Linked DNA regions of Homo sapiens: region 2 is linked to region 1. Evidence: read pairs that join two places in POLR2A ChIA-PET (ENCODE). Cell type or tissue: Caco-2. All regions are shown on one strand. Links, peaks and the distances in the headings refer to the core of each region. The heading gives the core; the rest is flanking DNA.

What was found. ChIA-PET counts read pairs that join two places held together with the same protein. Peaks named below come from ENCODE experiments on the same cell type or tissue, not always from the same donor. Only the 100,000 strongest peaks of a DNase experiment are listed, where the experiment ranks them.
Region 2: POLR2A ChIA-PET joins it to region 1 with 8 read pairs; 3 of 35 experiments call an interaction of 5 or more read pairs at or near these places.

What each region holds. Positions count from the first base shown.
Region 1 is chr16:68,716,991-68,727,364 of GRCh38, forward strand. It overlaps a transcript of CDH3 not described here. Among named protein-coding and RNA genes, the nearest start is that of CDH1, 15 kb to the right of the region's middle. RefSeq lists enhancers at 3,235-3,364, 6,607-6,751 and a cis regulatory region at 6,679. In Caco-2, for the core only: no CTCF peak of the experiment used is centred there; a DNase peak (open chromatin) is centred at 5,511.
Region 2 is chr16:68,600,923-68,611,296 of GRCh38, forward strand. No RefSeq gene overlaps it. Among named protein-coding and RNA genes, the nearest start is that of CDH3, 39 kb to the right of the region's middle. In Caco-2, for the core only: no CTCF peak of the experiment used is centred there; a DNase peak (open chromatin) is centred at 4,984.

The DNA.
Region 1 (10,374 bases), core at 3,865-7,864:
CCAAAGTGCTGGGATTATAGGCATAAGCCAACAGGCCTGGCCAATAAAATACAATTATATGTTTTTGTCTGAAGAGACAAAGGTTGGATATAGCTCAAAATGTCAATTGTGATTATCTCTAGAGTGACAGATGATTTGTATTTTTCTTATTTTTGCTTATCTGCATTTAAAATTTTTTTCTATTGCAGATCTTTATTACTTGTATAATTTTTCAAAGGAAAATATACAGTGCTCAATATTCATGATTAGATAAATTAAAACGACAATAAGATACCACTACCTACCTATTAGAATGGCTAAAATTGAAAAGACTGGCAACATACCAAAGGCTAACAAGGATGTGGAGCAACTAGAAGTCTCATGCATTGCTGACGGCATTATAAAATGGTATGGCCACAGCTGTGGCCTAGATGTGTTTGTCCCCAACCAAACTCATGTTGAAATTTAGTTGTCAGTGTAACAGTGTTAGGAAGCAGTGCCTTAAAGTTGTGATTAGGTCAGGCCGAGCGCGGTGGCTCACGCTTGTAATTCCAGCGCTTTGGGAGGCCGAGGCGGGCAGATCACTTGAGGTCAGGAGTTCGAGACCAGCCTGGCCAACATGGTGAAACCCCGTCTCTACTAAAAGTACAAAAATTAGCCGGGCGTGGTGGCAGGCACCTGTAATCCCAGCTACTCGGGAGGCTGAGGCAGGAGAATCGCTTGAACCTGGGAGTTAGACGTTGCAGTGAGTTGAGATGGCGCCATTGCACTCCAGCCTGGGGGATAAGAGCGAGACATCCTCTAAAGAAAAAAAAAAAAAAGAAAGATGTGATTAGGTCATTAAGATAGATTTATATCTTTCTCAGAGACTGGGTTATTGTGCCTGCTTCCACCTCCACTTTTCCCCATGAGTTAAAGCAGCACCAGGCCTTCACTATATGAGCTGCCCAGTCTTGGACTTCCCAGACTCCAGAATCATGAGCTAAATAAACTTTTTCTTTTTCCTTTTCTTTTCTTTTTTTCTTTTTGAGACAGAGTCTCATTCTGTTGCCCAGGCTGGAGTTGCCCAGGCTGGAGTTGCCCAGACTGGAGTGCAGTGGCACAATCATGGCTCACTGCAATCTCTGCCCCCAGGTTCAAGTGATCCTCCTACCTCAGCCTCCTGGGTAGCTAGGACTACAGGCACGTGCCACTCTGGCTAGTTTTTGTATTTTTTCTAGAGATAGATTTTGCCATGTTGCCCAGGCTGATCTCAAACTTCTGAGCTCAAGTGATCCTCCCACCTCAGCCTCCCAAAGTGCTGGGATTACAGGTGTGAGCCACCGAACTGGCTAAACTTTTTTTGTGTGTTAAATTACCCAGTGTCAGGAATTCTGTTATAGCAACGTAAAACAGACTAAGACAGCCACTTTGAAAAACAGTTTGGCTGGCTGGGTGTGGTGGCTCATGCCTATAATCCCAGCACTTTGGGAGGCCGAGGCGGGTGGATCATCTGAGGTCAGGAGTTCAAAACCAGCCTGGCCAAGATGTCAAAAACCCATCTCTACTAAAAATACAAAAAAATTAGCCAGGTGTGGTGGCGCATGCCTGTAACCCCAGCTACTCGGGAGGCTGAGACAACAAAATCGCTTGAACCCGGGAGGTGGAGGTTGCAGTGAGCCGAGATTGCTCCACTGCACTCCATCCTGGGCAACAGAATGAGACTCTGTCTCAAAAAAATAAAAATAAAAAAGGAAAACAGTTTGGCAATCTCTTAGAAAGCATAAACATATGCTAACCATATGATTTAGTAACTCTGCTCCTAGGTATTTACCCAAGAAGAATGAAAACATATGTCCACACAAAGACGCATACATGTTCCTAGAAGCTTTATTTATAATAGCCCCAAAGAGGAAATAGCCCAAGTGCTCATTAACTGGTAAATGGATACAACAATTAATTGTGGTGTAGCTATACAATAATGGAAGACTATTAAGAAAAAAAACGGGGCCGGGCGCGGTGGCTCCCTCACGCCTGTAATCCCAGCACTTTGGGAGGCCAAGGCAGGTGGATCACCTGAGGTCAGCAGTTCAAGACCAGCCTAGCCAACATGGTGAAACCCCGTCTCTACTAAAAATACAAAATTAGCTGGGCGTGGTGGTGCACGCCTGTAATCCCAGCTACTTGGGAGGCTGAGACAGGGAGAATTGCTTGAACCCAGGAGGTGGAGGTTGCAGTGAGTGGAGATTGTGCCATTGCACTCCAGCCTGGGCAAAAAAGAGTGAGACTCCGTCTCAAAAAAAAAGAAAAAAAAAAAAGATAAAAAACGAACTATGAACTACAGACATACACAACAATATGCTCAAAAGCATTTTGCTAAGTGAAAGAAACATATACAACAGGCCACATACTGTATGATTCCATTTATATGACAATCTAGAAAAAGCAAAACTCTGGGGACAGAAAAGGGCCCAGTGGTTGTCGGGGACCAGGAATGAGGGGTGTGGTCATCTACAAGGGCACAGGGGGATTTTTTGGCATGATGGAACTGTTCTTTTTTTTTTTTTTTTTTTTTTTGAGAGGGAGTCTCGCTCTGTCACCCAGGCTGGAGTGCAGTGGCGCCATCTTGGCTCACTGCAACCTCTGCCTCCCGGGTTCAAGCAAAATTCTCCTGCCTCAGCCTCCCAAGTAGCTGGGACCTCAGGCACACACCAGCTAATTTTTGTATTTTTATTAGAGACGGGGTTTCACCATATTGGCCAGGCTGATCTCAAACTCCTGACCTCGTGATCCGCCCATCTTGGCCTCCCAAAGTGCTGGGATTGCAGGCGTGAGCCACCACACCCAGAGATGGAACTGTACTACATCTTGATTATAGTGGTGGATATACAACTGCTTGTGTCTGTCAAAACTCACAGAACTTGGCCAGATGCAGTGGCTCATGCATGTAATCCCAACACTTTGGGAGGCTGAGGAGGGAGGATCCCTTGAGCCTAGGAGTTCAAGACCAGCCTGGGCAACATAGTGAAACCTCTTCTCTACAAAAAATGAACAAAATTAGCCAGGCATGGTGGCATGCCCACCTGTGGTCCCAGCTACTTGGGAGGCTGAGGTGGGAGGATCTCTTGAGCCCAGGAGGTCGAGGCTGCAGTAAGCCATGATCACACCACTGCATACCAGCTTGGGTGCCAGAGTGAAACCCTGTCTCAAGAAAAAACTCCAAACCAAACCAAAACAAAAAACCTCACAGAACTGAATCCCAAAAAGTGTGAATTTTACCATATGCAAACTAATTTTTTTTAACATGAGGGGAGGCTAAAAAAAAAAAAGAGAAAGAAAGAGAGCGTGAGATCTGTGAAATTCTGGGTAGCAAGGGAATTCCCCATGCATACCCTGAATCAGATCTTTGCAGAACCTCTTAAAATCTAAAGTTTGTCAAGCCCAGCCTGACAGCTGTGTCTGGGACTTGCTGGTGACCTTGGGCAAGTACCTTTGCCTCCCAGAAACATAGTTTCTTAGCCCAGAAAGGGAAGAGAGAGCTCTAAACATCTCTAACAAGGCACAGACATCTATTGAGCACTGAGTCACTGCCAGGCTACCCATACATGTGTTTTTTCACATCAGAAGGGTAGGGCAAGACAATAGTGTTTTAAATGTTCTTTATTAAGTCTTTTTTTTTTTTTTTGAGATGGAGTCTCGCTCTGTTGCCCAGGCCGGAATGCAGTGGCACGATCTCAGTTCACTGCAACATCTGCCTCCCAGGCTCAAGCGATTCTCCTGCCTCAGCCTCCCAAGCCCGAGTAGCTGGGATTACAGGAGCCTGCCACCACGCCGACTAATTTTTGTATTATTAGTAGAGATGGGTTTTACCATGTTAGCCAGGCTGGTCTCGAACTCTTGACCTCAAGTGATCCACCCTCCTCGGCCTCCCAAAGTGCTGGGATTACAGGCATGAGCCACCATGTCAGGCCTTTATTGAGCATTTAGATGTATTAAGCACTTTGCAGGTATTAGTTCATTTCATCCTTATACCACTCCTAGATGGTAGGAACTAGCACTACCTCTATTTTACTAATTGACAAGAACCTAGGTGCGCAGAGGTTTCATAAATTGTCAAGGTCAACATAGCCCAGTATCCCCAGTATTTGATCCAGCCCTCTCATTTCAGGGCCCATGCTCCTAATCATCATACTAAATCATGTGACATTCCTGGAGACAAGCTGTGTGACATCCTCTCAGCATCTCAGTGTTCCTGGACCTTACCCTTTATGCAGTTTAGTCTTTTTTTTTTTTTTTTTTTTGAGATGGAGTCTCGCTGTTGTCGGCCTGGGCTGGAGTGCAGTAGCACGATCTCGGCTCACTGCAACCTCTGCCTCCCAGTTTCCAGCAATTCTCCTGCCTCAGCCTCCCGAGTTGCTGAGATTACAGGTGTCTGCCACCAGGTCTGGCTAATTTTTGTATTTTTAGTAGAGACGGGGTTTCACCATATTGGCCAGGCTGGTCTCGAACTCCTAACCTCAGATGATCAACCCGCCTTGGCCTCCCAAAGTGCTGGGATTAAAGGCATGAGCCACCGCACCCGGCCACAGTTCAGTCTTTTAACTGCGGGTACTCAGCAGTTAGGGATTACAGGTGTGAGCCACTATGCCCAGCCCCTTCCCTGCTCTTGGGTCTAACCTCCTGCCTCTCCCTTCTTGGCTAGACTAAGCTCTTCTCCCTTCTGGGCCTTTGCCCAGGTGGTGACTTCTGCCAGAAACACTGGTTAACTCAGCTTAAATGTCACTTTGCTCCCCATCATATTTCTGAAACTCCGTCTCAAAACAAAATAATAATACATAATTGTTAAGATCATCCTTGTTGGCCAGGCGTGGTGGCTCACGCCTGTAATTCTAGCACTTTGGGAGGCTGAGGCGGGCAGATCACTTGACGTCAGGAGTTCGAGACCAGCCTGGCCAACATGGTGAAACCCTATCTCTACTAAAAATACAAAAGTTAGCTGGGTGTGTGGCGGGTGCCTGTAACTCCAGCTACTCAGGAGACTGAGGCAGGAGAATTGCTTGAACCTGGGAGGCAGAAGTTGCAGTGAGCCGAGATGGCACTACTGCACTCCAACCTGGGTGATAAGCAAGACTACCAACAACAACAACATCAACAACAACAAAAGGATTATCCTTGCTTATTGCTCTGGGTTGTAAATCCTTGGGTTGTAAATCCCTGGCTCCCTTGTCTGTTTATTCCATCAGATCAAAAGCTTCTTCAGGATAGGGAGGGGCCCCTGTCACCAGCCAAGCATTTGTGCATGCTAGGTGCCAGTGAGTGTTTATTGAATGAATGAATGAATGAATGAACGAGTGAGTGAGTGAGTTAATGTGGCCTGAAAAGTTGGACAGTTACTCTGGAGAATTATAGATGCCTCGTCCTGTATCTGGACTCTGGAATTTTCTAGGCCTCATTGGAACCCTTGTCCTTTGCCCAGGTTTTATTGCTCTGCAGGTCTCCACCCTGGCAGGAAGCTCTTGCCACCGGCTACAGTCTGGATCCAGCCTGGCCAGTTCCACCTTTCCCACCTACAACACCTGGCAAGACCAAGACACAGCCCTTCCACAAATACATGAGTACATGAGCACGTGGGGTGGACAAGCCATCCAATCAGTCCTCACTGACTCTGGTAAGGGAACAAACTTCTCCCAGTTTACCTGGGATTTTCATGGTTTTAGCACTGAAAGTCTTACACCCCCAGAGACCCAGGATCCCAGACAAATAGGGGCAGTTGGTAGCACCGGGTTTGTTGGGTCATCTTTGTGGACAGTGGAGGGAGTGGGACCTTCAACACAGATTTATTTATTTATTTATTTTTTGAGACGGGTTTCGCTCTTGTTGCTCAGGCTGGAGTGGAATGGAATGGCGTGATCTCGGCTCACTGCAATCTCTGCCTCCCAGGTTCCAGGGATTCTCCTGCCTCAGCTCCCTGAGTAGCTGGGATTACAGGCACCCACCACCAGGCCCGGCTAATTTTTGTATTTTTAGTAGAGACACGGTTTCACCACGTTGGCCCAGCTGGCTTTGAAATCCTGACCTCAGGTGATCCGCTGCCTCTATTACTTTTTTTTTTTTTTATCTTTTAGAGATAATATTTGACATATAAAGAGAATAAATGTATCACATATATAAATTATAAAGTATAATAATATAGCGAATAATTATGAACTCACCACTCAGCCCAATTCTCCTTCTCCAGAGAAGTACTTGTTAGAAGATGAGGAATTTAATGTCCTTCTCAAGCTTCCTGGCTTCCCTCTCAAGCAATTCCCAATTTTTAATAGTTATATATTATTCATAACATTTACATTTTGTTCTATAGCTATAATTAAATCTTCTGTACTTTGTCTGGAGGTTGAGTCTAAATACTGAAAAGCAATAAACAGCATCATGATTCCGTAAACACCCCTTGCTTGAGAACTCCTGGTCCCCAAAAGGAAAAAATGGGATCCTGTGCAGTGCCAGTTTTCAATCTCAAGAAGCTCAATATCATGGTTCTTAGAGGCAGAAGAGATCTCAAGCCTCCTTCTAGCTAACTGAGTCATTTTACAGAAGATAAATTGAGAGTTAGAGAAGGAAATAAATTTTGCTTCAAGTCATAAGACTCGTCAATTCCTTACACTATGTTCTGGCCTCCTCCTGGGATTTCGTAAATAAATGAGGCCAGACACGGTGGCTCACGCCTGTAATCTCAGCACTTTGGGAGGCCAAGGTGGGTGGATCACTTGAGTTTGAGACCAGCCTGGCCAACATAGCAAAACCCTGTCTCTACTGAAAATACAAAAATTAGCCGGGTGTGAGGCCGGGCGCGGTGGCTCACGCCTGTAATCCCAGCACTTTGGGAGGCCGAGGTGGGTGGATCACAAGGTCAGGAGATCGAGACCATCCCGGCTAAAACGGTGAAACCCCGTCTCTACTAAAAATACAAAAAATTAGCCGGGCATAGTGGCGGGTGCCTGTAGTCCCAGCTACTTGGGAGGCTGAGGCAGGAGAATGGCGTGAACCCGGGAGGCGGAGCTTGCAGTGAGCCGAGATCGGGCCACTGCACTCCAGCCTGGGCGACAGAGCGAGACTCCGTCTCAAAAAAAAAAAAAAAAAATTAGCCGGGTGTGGTGGCGCACACCGTAATCCCAGCTACTTGGGAGGCTGAGGCAGGAGAATCGCTTGAACCTAGGAGGTGGAGGTTGCAGTGAGCCAAGACTGCGCCACTGCACTCCAGCCTGGGCGACAGAGCAAGACTCTGTCTCAAAAAAGTAAATAAAAATAAATAAATGATGTTAGCTGCAAAGTCCCTTTTTTGAAGGGAATTTAGACTATATAGACTTTACATCAAGGATTCAAGGACCTACAGCTGGGCACATTGGCTCACACCTGTAATCCCACCAGTTTGGGAGGCCAAGGAAGGAGGATCACTTGAGACCAGGAGTTCAAGACCAGCCTGGGCAACATAGTGAGCACCTGACTGTACAGAAAATAAAAAATTAAAAACTTAGCCAGGCATGGTGGCACATACCTGTTAGTCTCAGCTACTCGGGAGGCTGACGCAGGAGAATCACTTGGGCCCAGGAGTTCAAGGTTGCAGTGAGCTATGATCCCACCACTGCATTCCAGCCTGAGCAACAGAGGCGAGACCCTATTATTTAAAAAAAAAAAAAATGGTCTCGAGACCTGTCAATTCCCCACACTACGTTGTCTGGCCACCTCCTGGGATGTGATACATGAATAAATAAATGGTGTTAGCCACAAAGTCCCTTTTTTTGAAAGGGAATTAATCTATATGGATGTCACATCAAGGATTCAACGGGCATACACTAAGAAAATGAAGTATTTTAATGACAGCAGGTAAAATCAGAGAGCCCTTTGTCTCCAAACATCTTTGGTGTGGGGCTAGGCTGAACTTGGCAGGGAGTGGTTTCATTGGCTGCCGAGCCAGCAGAGGGTTGGTTGGGGAAGGGTTTATCTCTCCGTCCCAAGTAGACAGAGTTCTGGCACCTGATTCCCTTGCTCTGAGAAGAGGGTGGGGCCTTCTTTGCTTGGAAGCGGGGGACAGGAAGCAACAGGTCCCTGGGCCTCCACAGTTATGAACTGCAGCACCTTATCTATTGTTCTTGAGATGCCAGGTCCAAAGGTATCTGAGCAGTGGGAGGACACCCAGTCAGCCACAGGGCTCCATGACAGCAGCCCCACTTTCCAGGGGGCTTAACTCACTCCACTTAAGTTGGAGGGGCCTGCTGCCCATGGACTTGGTTCAGGAAAAATCTTGTCCCCTGAGTAATGTGGAATATGGAAATAATAGTTCACGTTGATTTGCACTCCCGTCTGCCATGTTTAGTTAGGTTATTTCACCCAATTCTTTTTTTTTTTGAGACAGAGTCTCACTCTGTCGCCCAGGCTGGAGTGCAGTGGCCCGATCTCGGCTCACTGCAAGCTCTGCCTCCAGGGTTCACGCCATTCTCCTGCCTCAGTCTCCGGAGTAGCTGGGACTACAGGCGCCCGCCACCACGCCTGGCTAATTTTTTGTATTTTTAGTAGAGACGGGGTTTCACCATGTTAGCCAGGATGGTCTCGATCTCCTGACCTCCTGATCCACCCGCCTTGGCCTCCCAAAGTGCAGGGATTACAGGCGTGAGCCACCGCGCCCGGCCCTTCACCTAATTCTTGAAATCACTCAACAAAGTAGGTTCCATTATTATTCTCAGTTGTACAGATAAGGAAATTAGAAGTCCAAAGAGTCTGTGGCTCTGACTCAAAGGCTTATTACTAGCAGGTAGAAAAGTAGGATTCAGGCCAGCATGGTGGCTCACACCTGTAATCCCAGCACTTTGGGAGGCTGAGGTGGGTGGATTGCTTGAGCCCAGGAGCTGGAGACCAGCCAGGGAAACATGGTGAAATACTGTCTCTACAAAAAAATACCTAAATTAGCTGGGCATGGTGGGACATGCCTGTAGTCCCAGCTACTCAAGAGGCTGAGGTGGAAGGATCGCTTGAGCCCAGGAGGCAGACGGAGGTTGCAGTGAGCTGAGATTGCACTACTGCACTCCAGCCTGACCTTGTCTCAAAAAAAAGAAAAGAAAAAGAAAAAAGAAGGGCAGAATTCAGAAGCAGGCAGTCAGGAACTGAAGTCTATGCTGGGAACCACTGTGCCAGGATGGTCTTAAGCCAGAACACCAGCCTCCCTGCCTCTGCCATGAAACTGGTCGTTCATTTCTCTAAGCCTCAGTCACCTCTTCTGGGAAATGGGGATGATTGTGTCTGCTCTATAGGCTGGCCAGAGGACCAAATGCCCCTCTGGTTCCAGCCCTGGTCACCTGCTCCCCTGACCTGTGGCTGTCATGGGAGCTCTTGCTGGGCTGGACAACAGGGAGCTCAGGCCATCCTCTTGCCTTCCTTCTCTTGGCTGCCCCGGAGTCTGGAATTTCAGGTCCCCGCAAAAGACTATTTCTTGCTAAATTAAGCAAGGTTTGCCACTCAGTTCAAATGGCACCCAGAAACAAAACCCCACCCTGATCTTAGTGGAATAGCACAGAGATTAAGAGACTGCAGAGGGCAGTGGCCCAGGGTTCAAATTCCAGCTCTTTCATTTTTTTGGTTGTTTTTTTTTTTTTTTTTGAGACAGAGTCTCGCTCTGTCACCCAGGCTGGAGTGCAGTGGTGTGATCTTGGCTCACTGCAACCTCCGCCTCCCGGGTTCACGCCATTCTCCTGCCTCAGCCTCCTGAGTAGCTGGGACTACAGGCGCCCACCACCACGCCTGGCTAATTTTTTGGTATTTTTAGTAGAGACGGGGTATCACCAGGTTAGCCAGGATGGTCTCGATCTCCTGACCTTGTGATCTGCCTGCCTTGGCCTCCCAAAGTGCTGGGATTACAGGCATGAGCCACCGCGCCCGCCCCAGCTGTGTCATTTTTATTGTGTGTGATGGTGACTTTTAGGTGTCAACTTGACTGGATTAAGGGATACCCAGATAGCTCATAAAGCATTATTTCTGTGTATGTCTGGGAGGACGTTTCCTGAAGAGACTGCTATTTGAATCAGTGGACTGAGTGAGGAAAAGTCACCCACACCCACGTGGATGGGCACCATTCAGTCTACTGAGGGCCAGGATAGAACAAAAAGGCAGGCAGGAAAGGTGAATTCACTCACTTTCTCTCTCTCTCTTCTTCTAGAGCTGGGACACCTGCCTTCTGCCCTTAAACATCAGAACTCCAGGGTCTCTCGCCTTTTGACTCTGGGATTTGTACCAGCAGCCCCCCAGTGTTCTCAGGCCTTCAGCCTGGGACTGAAAGTCTTGGATTGGGCAATGCTACCAGCTTCCTGGTTCTCCAGCTTGTAGATGGCTTATCCTAGGACTTCTCAGCCTCCATAATCCCATGAGTCA
Region 2 (10,374 bases), core at 3,347-7,346, 120 kb before region 1:
CTCTACTAAAAATACAAAGTTAGCAGGGTGTGGTGGCAGGCGCCTGTAGTCCGGGCTACTCGGGAGGCTAAGGCAGGAGAATGGCGTGAACCCAGGAGGCGGAGGTTGCAGTGAACCGAGATCAGGCCACTGCACTCCAGCCTGGGTGACAGAGCAAGACTCCGTCTCAAAAAAAAAAAAAAAAAAGAAAAAGAAGCCAGCTGGGTGTGGTGGGTCATGGCTGTAATCTCAGCAGTTTAGGAGGCTGAGATGGGAGGATTGCTTGAACCCAGGAGTTTGAGACCAACCTGGGCAACACAGCAAGACCTCATCTCAAAAAAAAAAAAAAAAAAAGAAGAAAGAAGAAAGAAAAAAAAAGAGAAGCCAAATGCAAAAGGCCACATATTATATGATTCTTACTTACATGAAATGTTCAGAATAAGCAAATCCATAGAAAGAGAATATAAATTAGTGGTTCCCTTGGGCTGAGGAGACAATGGAAAGTGACTGTAAATGGACACGAAGCTTTTTGGGGGGATGATGGAAATTTATTTAAATTAGCTTTTATGTTTTAATTAAAAGTATAGTTAATAAATGTGGATCTGATGCAGGAATAAACACACAAATTACTGGGAAAAAATAGAAATACTTAAACATGTCCTATTACATATGACCTCAGTAGGGTATATAAGAAACATCACAAAGCAATGGAAAACATGGACATTCAGTAAATTGACTGGAGAAAAAACATATATATATATTCTCATTTCTTTCCTCAACACTAAAATAATATAAAAGTATTAAAGAGTAAAATGTACATGGAAACAAAAGGGGAGGAATATATGTAATATTTGATTTGTTAAATTGGTGGGTACCTTCTTTATCCTTTATATATTTTGATTATCCTAGCTTTTTATAATAAATGTTGTTTTTTTACCTTATTTTGTTTTGTACTTGGTAGAGACAAGGTCTTGCTATGTTGTCCAGGCTGGTCTTGAACTCCTGGGATCCTCCCGCCTTGGCCTACCAAAGTGCTGGGATTATAGGCATGAGACACCACACCTGGCCTGATGCTAATTTTAAAAAATATGTGTGTATACATTTGCATAGGAAAAAATAATGGAAGGAACCTAAATTGAGGAACATTTTACAAAATAACAAGCCCATATCAATGTCAAGGTCAAGAAAGACAAAGGAAGGCTGACAAGCTATTTCAGTTTAAAGAAGGCATAAGAGCTATGACAATTAAATGCAACAGTGCAGGATCCTGGATTAGATCCTGAACTGGGAAAAACATATATACACTGGTAATTGATTAATTTAAATACAGGCTATAGATTTGATAATAGTATTGTTGCAATGTTAAATAAATGTCCTGAGTTTGGTGGGGCGTGGTGGCTCACACCTGTAATCCCAGCACTTTGGGAGGCCGAGGCAGGCAGATCACCTGAGGTCGGGAGTTCAAGACCAGCCTGACCAACATGGTGAAACCCCGTCTCTACTAAAAATACAAAATTAGCTGGGCGTGTTGGCACATGCCTGTAATTCCAGCTACTTGGGAGGCTGAGGCAGGAGAATTGCGTGAACCCAGGAGGCAGAGGTTGTGGTGAGCCAAGATCATGCCATTGCACTCCAGCCTGGGCAACAAGAGCGAAACTCTATCTCAAAATAATAATAATTTAAAAAGTCCCTTGCGGCCAGGCACGGTGGCTCAAGCCTGTAATCCCAGCACTTTGGGAGGCCGAGGCGGGCGGATCACGAGGTCAGGAAATTGAGACCATCCTGGCTAACACAGTGAAACCCTGTCTCTACTAAAAATACAAAAAATTAGCCAGGCATGGTGGCAGGCGCTTGTAGTCCCAGCTACTTGGGAGGCTGAGGCAGGAGAATGGCATGAACCCAGGAGGCAGAGCTTGCAGTGAGCCGAGATTGTGCCACTGCACTCCAGCCTGGGCAACAGAGTGAGACTCCGTCTCAAAAAAAAAAAAAAAAAAAAAAAAAGTCCCGAGTTTAATAATTATACTGTGGTTATATATGGGAATGTCTTTGTTTTTAGGAACTACATGCTGGAATATTTAGGGCATGATGTCTCTAATTTAATCTCAAATGGTTCAGAAAAATACATATACATACACATATACACAGATAGATCCATATATAGGTAAATATTTATATATTGTTTTAGTCCATTTTCATACTGCTATAAAGAACTGCCCAGGCTGGGCGCAGTGGCTCATGCCTGTAATCCCAGCACTTTGGGAGGCCGAGGCAGATGGATCACGAGGTCAAGAGTTCAAGACCAGCCTAGTCAAGAGGGTGAAACCCTGTCTCTACTAAATATACAAAAATTAGCCGGGTGTGGTAATCCCAGCTACTGGGGAGGCTGAGGCAGAGAATTGCTTGAACCCGGGAGGCAGAGGTAGCAGTGAGCCGAGATGGTACTATTGCACTCCAGCCTGGGCAACAAGAGCGAACCTCATCTCAAAAAAAAAACAAAAACAAACAAACAAAAACTCCCCGAGACTGGGTAATTTATAAAGGAAAGAGATTTAATTGACTTACAGTTCAGCATGGCTGGGGACGCCTCAGGAAATTTACCATCATGGCCGAAGGTGAAGGGGAAGCAAAGCACCTTCTTCACAAGGTGGCAGGAAGGAGAAGTGCCGAGTGAATGCGATGGGGAAAAGCCCCTTATAAAACCATCACATCTCTTGAGAATTCACTCACTATCACGAGAACAGCATGGGGGAAACCGCCCCCATGATTCAATTACCTCCATCTGGTCTCTCCCTTGATATGTGGGGATTATGGGAATTATGGGGATTACAAATCAAGATGAGATTTGGGTAGGGACATGAAGCTTAACCATATCATATAGAGGAGAAAATTATGAAGCAAATGGTCAACAACTGGTTAATGTGGGTAGAGTTTCTGGAGTTTCTTGTACTATTCTTGTGATTTTGGTTTCCACTTAAAATTATATCAAAATTACAAATTACCAAAAAAGGGAGGAAAGGAAGACAGATACACAAATTTTCACTCTGGGCCGGGCACGGAGGCTCATACCTGTAATCCCAACACTTTGGGAGGTCGAGGCAGGTGGATCACTTGAGGTCAGGAGTTCGAGACCAGCCTGGCCAACATGGTGAAACCCCCTCTCTACTAAAAATACAAAAATTAGGCATGGTGGTGGGCACTTGTAGTCCCAGCTACTTGGGAGGCTGAGGCAGGAGAATCGCTTGAACCCAGGAGGCGGAGGTTGCAGTGAACCAAGACCATGCCATTGCAATCCAGTCTGGGCAACAAGAGTGAAACTCCATCTCAAAAATAAATAAACAAATAATGAAACAAATTTTCACTCTTCTAGAATTAGTACTAAAAACTAAAATTGGAAAAAGGCAGTACAAATTTTCCAAATAACATTTTTTTTTTTTGAGACGGAGTTTTGCTTTTGTTGCCCAGGCTGGAGTGCAATGGTGTGATCTCGGCTCACTGCAACCTCTGCCTCCCGGTTCCAAGCGATTCTCCTGCGCTAGCCTCCCGAGTAGCTGGGATTACAGGCATGCACCATCACACCTGGCTAATTTTGTATTTTTAGTAGAGACGGGGTTTCTCCATGTTGGTCAGGCTGGTCTCGAACTCCTGACCTCAGGTGATCTGCCTGTCTTGGCCTCCCAAAGTGCTGGGATTACAGGCGTGAGCCACTGGGCCCGGCCAAATAACCTTTTAAAACGTAATAAAATAGTGGTACCCTTTCCTGAAAGAGAAAAATGTATAGAGGGACATATACCCCTTGGTGACATGTGAGGCCTGGCACTAGGTAGCTTGGATTTGAATGTGGACATGCTATTTACTAGACGTGTCACACTGGACAAGTTACTTACATCTTCTGTGCCCCATTTCCTTACCTCCCCTGTGCAATGGGGATAGCAATGTCTACTCATGGGGTCTTCACAGGAGACATTAAAGTGTAAAAGATTTGTGACAACGTTGACACACCCTAGGGGCATGTAAATATCAGCTATGCTTATTTCTGCTTGGTGGGATTATGGGTGAAACAGTCTATGCATTTTCCAAATACCATGGAGTGAGCACACAGTACTCTTGTAATCAGAGCAACAACAAAATGTCATTGACATTATTTTAGGGGAGGGGGAGACTCCTTTCCAGTGGCTCAGTTTTTCCCTCTTGGGCCTCCCTGTCTCTTCCCTCTCTCTGCCCCTTCCCCCTCCACCTCTTACTTTCCCCTCTCCTCCTCCACCCCAGACCCCTCCCCTCTGCCCACCAGATTGCATTCCTCACTTCTTTTCCCAAAGAACTATAATTAAGCTCTTACTCTGTAATTGCCAATTCATGGTTCTCCATCTGAAATCACTCTCCTGCCTGGCCTGTTTTCCTTCTTCTCCACCTGGGGAAGCAGAGGCGGGAAACAGCAGAGCCCAGGATGCACCTCGTATGTAAGAATGCTATGATCTCTATTTGCTGTATATTCGCTCTGTGTGAGCCAGGCAGTGTGCTCAGCCCCTTCCACACTCTACTTCCTCTGATCACAACAACCCTGGGTGGAAACTGAAGCTCAAGAGATACAGTAACTCACCCACAGGTCTCACAGGTAGTTGGTGGAGCTGGGATTTGAATCCAGCTGGATCTGGCCTCAAAGTTGGGAGATGATACTCCTGCTTCTGCAACTGACAAGTCTATTCTAAACTCCCTAAGCCCAGGCACCCACGCTCTGGTAGTAGTTTGATATCAAAACTGGCCACCCTTACCCCTCACTGTATCTTCATCCTTTGTAATAAGACTTTGCAGCCTCTCCTATCTAAATGGTGTCATCTGTTTCTCCAACCCTAGAATATGGGTTGGCCTTGCTTTGGCCAACATAATGCAGCAAAAATGATGGTGTCCACACTTGGGCCTTGCACACGTCTGCTCTTCTCTTGGGAGACTGCCTCTGCTGTGAAAACAAGCCCAGGCTAGATGGCGGGAGCATCGTGGCCCAGTCATCCCTGTTGCCCAGGTAACAGGCAGCCAACAGCCAGACATATGAGTGAGGCCACCCCAGACCTGCCAGCCACCAACTGACCTGGGACCTGGCAGCTGACTGTTGATTCATGTGTGAGCCCCGTGGAGGTGGGCCAAGCCTGCTGAAATCAGTAGAACAACCCAGCTGACCCACAGACTCTTGAGCAATAGTTTTAAGCCACTGGGTTTTGGGGGCGGTTTATTATAGAGTAATAGCTAACAAATCCAGCCCCTTATAGAGACTAGGTAAAATGCTGTTGAGAAGATCTCTGGTGGGAAGGAAAGAACCAACTTAGCAAACATCTATTTAATGCTTACCATGCACTAAGCATTTTAATTTAATCCTCACAACCTTATGAGGTAGGGACTTCTATTGTCCCCATCCTACAGATGAGGATACCGAGGTAGAGTGATAATTTGCTTTGGATCTCACAGCTAGTTAGTAAATGGCAGCTGCTTAAGAAGTTAAGATGTGGGAAGCAGAGTCCAGAAAGATGCCCTGTGAACCTACTGGGGGCAAAATATAGGCATTCAGAAACTGAATGATAAGGCCGGGCATGGTGGCTCATGCCTGTAATCCCAGCACTTTGGGAGGCTGAGGCAGGTGGATCACCTGAGGGCAGGAGTTCGAGACCAGCCTGGCTAACATGATGAAACCCTGTCTCTACTAAAAATACAAAAAATCAGCCGGGCGTGGTGGCGGGCGCCTTTAGTCCCAGCTACTCAGGAGGCTGAGTCAGGAGAATGGCGTGAACCCGGGATGCGGAGGTTGCAGTGAGCCGAGATTGCACCACTGCATTCCAGCCTGGGCAACAGAGCAAGACTCCATCTCAAAAAAAAAAAAAAAAAAAAAGAGAGAAACCGAGTGATGGAGGCACCTCCCAACTGGACAGCCAGTCAGAGGGGAGGGTGGCACTTTGGGAATATGGGTTCTTTTTTTTTTTAAGAAATAGTCTTGCTATGTTGCCAGACCTATGTTGCCAGGCTGGTCTCGAACTCCTGGGCCCAAGCAATCCTCCTGCCTTGGCCTTCCAAAGTGCTGGGATTACAGGTGTGAGCCACTGCACCTGGCTGAGAATATGGGTCCTTTAAAGGGACGGAATTGTAACAATAATAATTCAATCTACGACGCTTGCAAATTTCATCTTATTTATATTTATTTAAATAATATGTTAAATATTTGTTAAATATTTAGATAAATATTTGTTAAATATTTAGATAAATATTTGTTAAATATTTAGATAAATATTTGTTAAATATTTAGATAAATATTTGTTAAATATTTAGATAAATATTTGTTAAATATTTAGATAAATATTTGTTAAATATTTAGATAAATATTTGTTAAATATTTAGATAAATATTTGTTAAATATTTAGATAAATATTTGTTAAATATTTAGATAAATATTTGTTAAATATTTAGATAAATATTTGTTAAATATTTAGATAAATATTTGTTAAATATTTAGATAAATATTTGTTAAATATTTAGATAAATATTTGTTAAATATGTATTAGGGGCCTACCATGCCCAGGCATTCTGCCAGACACTGGAGATATATTCATGGAGTATTCAGTCTTGTGGAGGATATAAGTAGCAAACAGGAGGCTGGGTGCAGTGGCTCATGCGTCTAATGCCAGCGCTTTGGGAGTCCATGACAAGAGGATCATTTAAAGCCAGGAGTTTGAGACCAGCCTAGGCAACACAGTGATAGCCTGTCTCTACAAAAGATTAAGGCTGGGTACAGTGGTGTGCGCCTGTAGTCCCAGCTACTCAGGAGGCTGAGACCGGTAGATGGCTTGAGCCAGGAGTTTGAGATCGGCCTGGGCAAAATGGCAAAACCCGTCTCTACAAAAACATACAAAAATTAGCCGCATGTGGTGGGGCACACCTGTGGTCCCAGCTACTCAGCAGGCTGAGGTAGGAGGATCATTTGAGCCCAGGAGGTTGAGGCTGCCATTAGCTGTGACCACACCACTGCACTCTAGCCTGGGTGAAAGAGCAAGGCTCTGTCTCAAAATAAAATAAAATAAAACAAAATAGGAAAACAAAGAAGTAAGTACAGATTGTGGTATTTGCTGGGAAGAAGATACAGAGTTGAGATCAAGAGTAATGGAGGGTGGGATGAGATTGAATGGGAAGGAGATTTTTTGAAATTGATACCTGAAGGGTGAAGAGCTGCCCAGGAGAACCAGAGCAGGACAAATGTTTTCTCTAATGGGCCAGTTAGTAAATATTTTAGGCTTTATGGGCCATGCCATCTTTGCCTCTTTAGTTTACTTTTGCTGTTACTTTTAGAAAGCATCTGTAGACGATACATGAATGAATGAGTGAGGCTGTGTTCCAACAAAACTTTGTTGATGGATACAGTACTAAAATTTGAATTTTATATGATTTTCATGTATCTGAAATATTGGTCTTTTTTATTTTTATTTTTTCTAATTACTTAAAAATGTAAAAACTGGTTGGGCATGGTGGCTCACGACTATAATTCCAAGACTCTGGGAGGCCAAAGTGGGAGGATTGCATGAGGCCAGGAGTTTGAGGCCTGCCTGGGCAACACAGCAAGACCCCACCTAAGAAAAGTAATAGCCAGGTGTGGTGGCATGTGCCTGTAGTCCCTACTCAGGAGGCTCAGGCTGGAGATTCCCCTGAACCCCGGAGTTCAAGGTTATAGTGAGCCATGATCACTCCATTGTACTCCAGCCTGGGCAACAAGCAAGACCCTATCTCAAAAAAAAGAAAAATGTAAAAACCACTTGTAGGTCATGGGCAGTATGAAAACAGACAGAAGGTAAGATTTGGTGCACAAGCTATAATTTGCAAACTCATGAGCTGCAGAATAAGAATGGACCAGGCAGAGAGAACAGCAAGCGCAGAGACCCTGAGGGTGAAAGAATTGAGACCAATTGAGGAACAAAATAGAGGGAATGAGCCAGGTGTGGTGGCTCACGCCTGTAATCCCAGCACTTTGGGAGGCCGAGGCGGGCGGATCACGAGGTCAGGAATTCGAGACCATCCTAGCTAACATGGTGAAACCCCGTCTCTATTAAAAAAAAAAAATACAAAAATTAGCCGGGCATGGTAGCGGGCAACTGTAGTCCCAGCTACTTGGGAGGCTGAGGCAGGAGAATGGCGTGAACCCGGGAGGCGGAGCTTGCAGTGAGCCGAGATCGCGCCACTGCACTCCAGCCTGGGTGACAGAGTGAGACTCCGTCTCAAAAAAAAAAAAAAAAAAAAAAAATAGAGGGAATGGATTATTTCTATGAGAAATGGAACGCCATTGAATAATTTTATGCTGGGGGGTGACAGGATCTTATTTTCAATTTTTAAGAGATTGTTCTGGCATCTGTGAGAAGGATAGGCTCTAAGGCAGCAGGTGCAGAGGAAGTGGAGCAGAGACTCTTGCAATAATCCAGATGAGAGATGACAGTGGTTTGGGCCAAGGTGGTCAGAAATAGCCAAATTCTGGCCAGGTGCTGCTGCTCATGCCTGTAATCCCAGCACTTTGGGAGGCCAAGGCAGGCGGATCACTTGAGGTCAGGAGTTTGAGACCAGCCTGGCCAACATGGTGAAAACCCATCTCTACAAAAAATACAAAAATTAGCTGGGTGTGGTGGTGCCCGCCTGTAATCCCAGCTACTCAGGAGGCTGAGGCAGGAGAATCACTTGAACCCAGGAGGCGGAGGTTGCAGTGAGCCGAGATTGTACCAGTGCACTCCAGAGCGACAGAGCAAGACTCCGTCTCAAAAAAAAAGAAAAAAAAGAAAAAAAAAAAGGCTGGGAGAAGTGGCTCATTCCTGTAATCCCAGCACTTTGGGAGGCTGAGGTGGGCAGATCGTTTGAGGTCAGGAGTTCGAGACCAGCATGGCCAACATGGTGAAACACTGTCTCTATTAATAATACAAAAAAAAAAAAAAAAAAGGGCCGGGCGCAGTGGCTTATGCCTGTAATCCCAGCACTTTGGGAGGCCGAGGTAGGTGGATCATGAGGTCCAGAGTTCGAGACCAGCCTGGCCAACATGGTGAAACCCCGTCTGTACTAATAATACAAAAATTAGCCAGGTGTGGTGGCACATACCTGTAGTCCCAGCTACTCGGGAGGCTGAGGCAGAAGAATGGCTTGAACCCGGGAGGCGGAGGTTGCAGTGAGCCAAGATCGCACCACTGCACTCCAGCCTGGGCAACAGAGCAAAACTCCATCTCAAAAAAAAAAAAAAAAGTAGCTGGGTATGGTGGCACACACCTGTGATCCCAGCTACTTGGGAGGCTGAGGCAAGAGAATCGCTTGAACTCAGGAGGCGGAGATTGTGGTAAGCCGAGATGGCGCCACTGCACTCCAGCCGGGGTGACAGAGCAAGACTCCATCTCAGAAAAAGAAAAGAAAAGAAATAAGAAATAGCCAGTTTCTAGACGTATTTGGAATTAAAACAGATGTGCCTTTTTTTTTTTTTTTTTTGAGATAGGGTCTCAAAAAATTAGCTAGGTATGGTAGCACATGCCTGTGGGCCCAGCTACTCAGGAGGATGAGATTCAAGGATCGCCTGAGCCCAAGAGTTTGGGCCTGTAGTGAGCCAGGATTGCACTGTGATTGCACGACTGCACTCCAGCCTGGGTGACAGAGTAAGACCCTGTCTCAAAAAATAAAATTAAAAAATAAAAGGCAAAAAATAAAAAAGATTAAAATAAAAAGAAAATGTCTATGCATCTGTCTGTCTCTCCACTAGTTAGTGGAGGGGACTGAATCTTACTCATTGCCAAATCCCCATCCCTAAGTCAAGCCTGAGGTGGGCACACTGGGAGCACTTGGGAGGTGGTTGTTTTTTGTTTTTTTGAGACGGAGTTTCACTCTTGTTGCCCAGGCTGGAGTGCAATGGCATAATCTCAGCTCACTGCAACCTCCGCCTCCTGGGCTCAAGTGATTCTCCTGCCTCAGCCTCCCAAGTAGCTGGGATTACAAGCGTGCGCCACCACACCTGGCTAATTTTTGTATTTTTAGTAGAGATGGGGTTTCTCCATGTTTGCCAGGCTGGTCTCAAACTCCTGACCTCAGGTGATCCACCCGCCTCAGCCTCCCAAAGTGCTGGGATTACAGGTGTGAGCCACCGCGTCCTACCGGGAGGTGGTTGTTAATTGGACTAGGTTTGGTTCAGTTCAGGAAAGCCTTCATCACCAGGCTAAAGAATCTGGACTCAATACCCAAAGACAATGGGGACCATCGAAGATTGTTGAACACGAGGAGTTCATCATCTGAGAAGCGTTTTAGCAAAATTAAGCTGAGCAAGCAGCAGTGAGAAGGAGGATGTTTTGAAGAGGAGGTAAACTGAAGGTGGGACAGGGAAACGAACTAGTCATTGCAAGGACAGTTAAG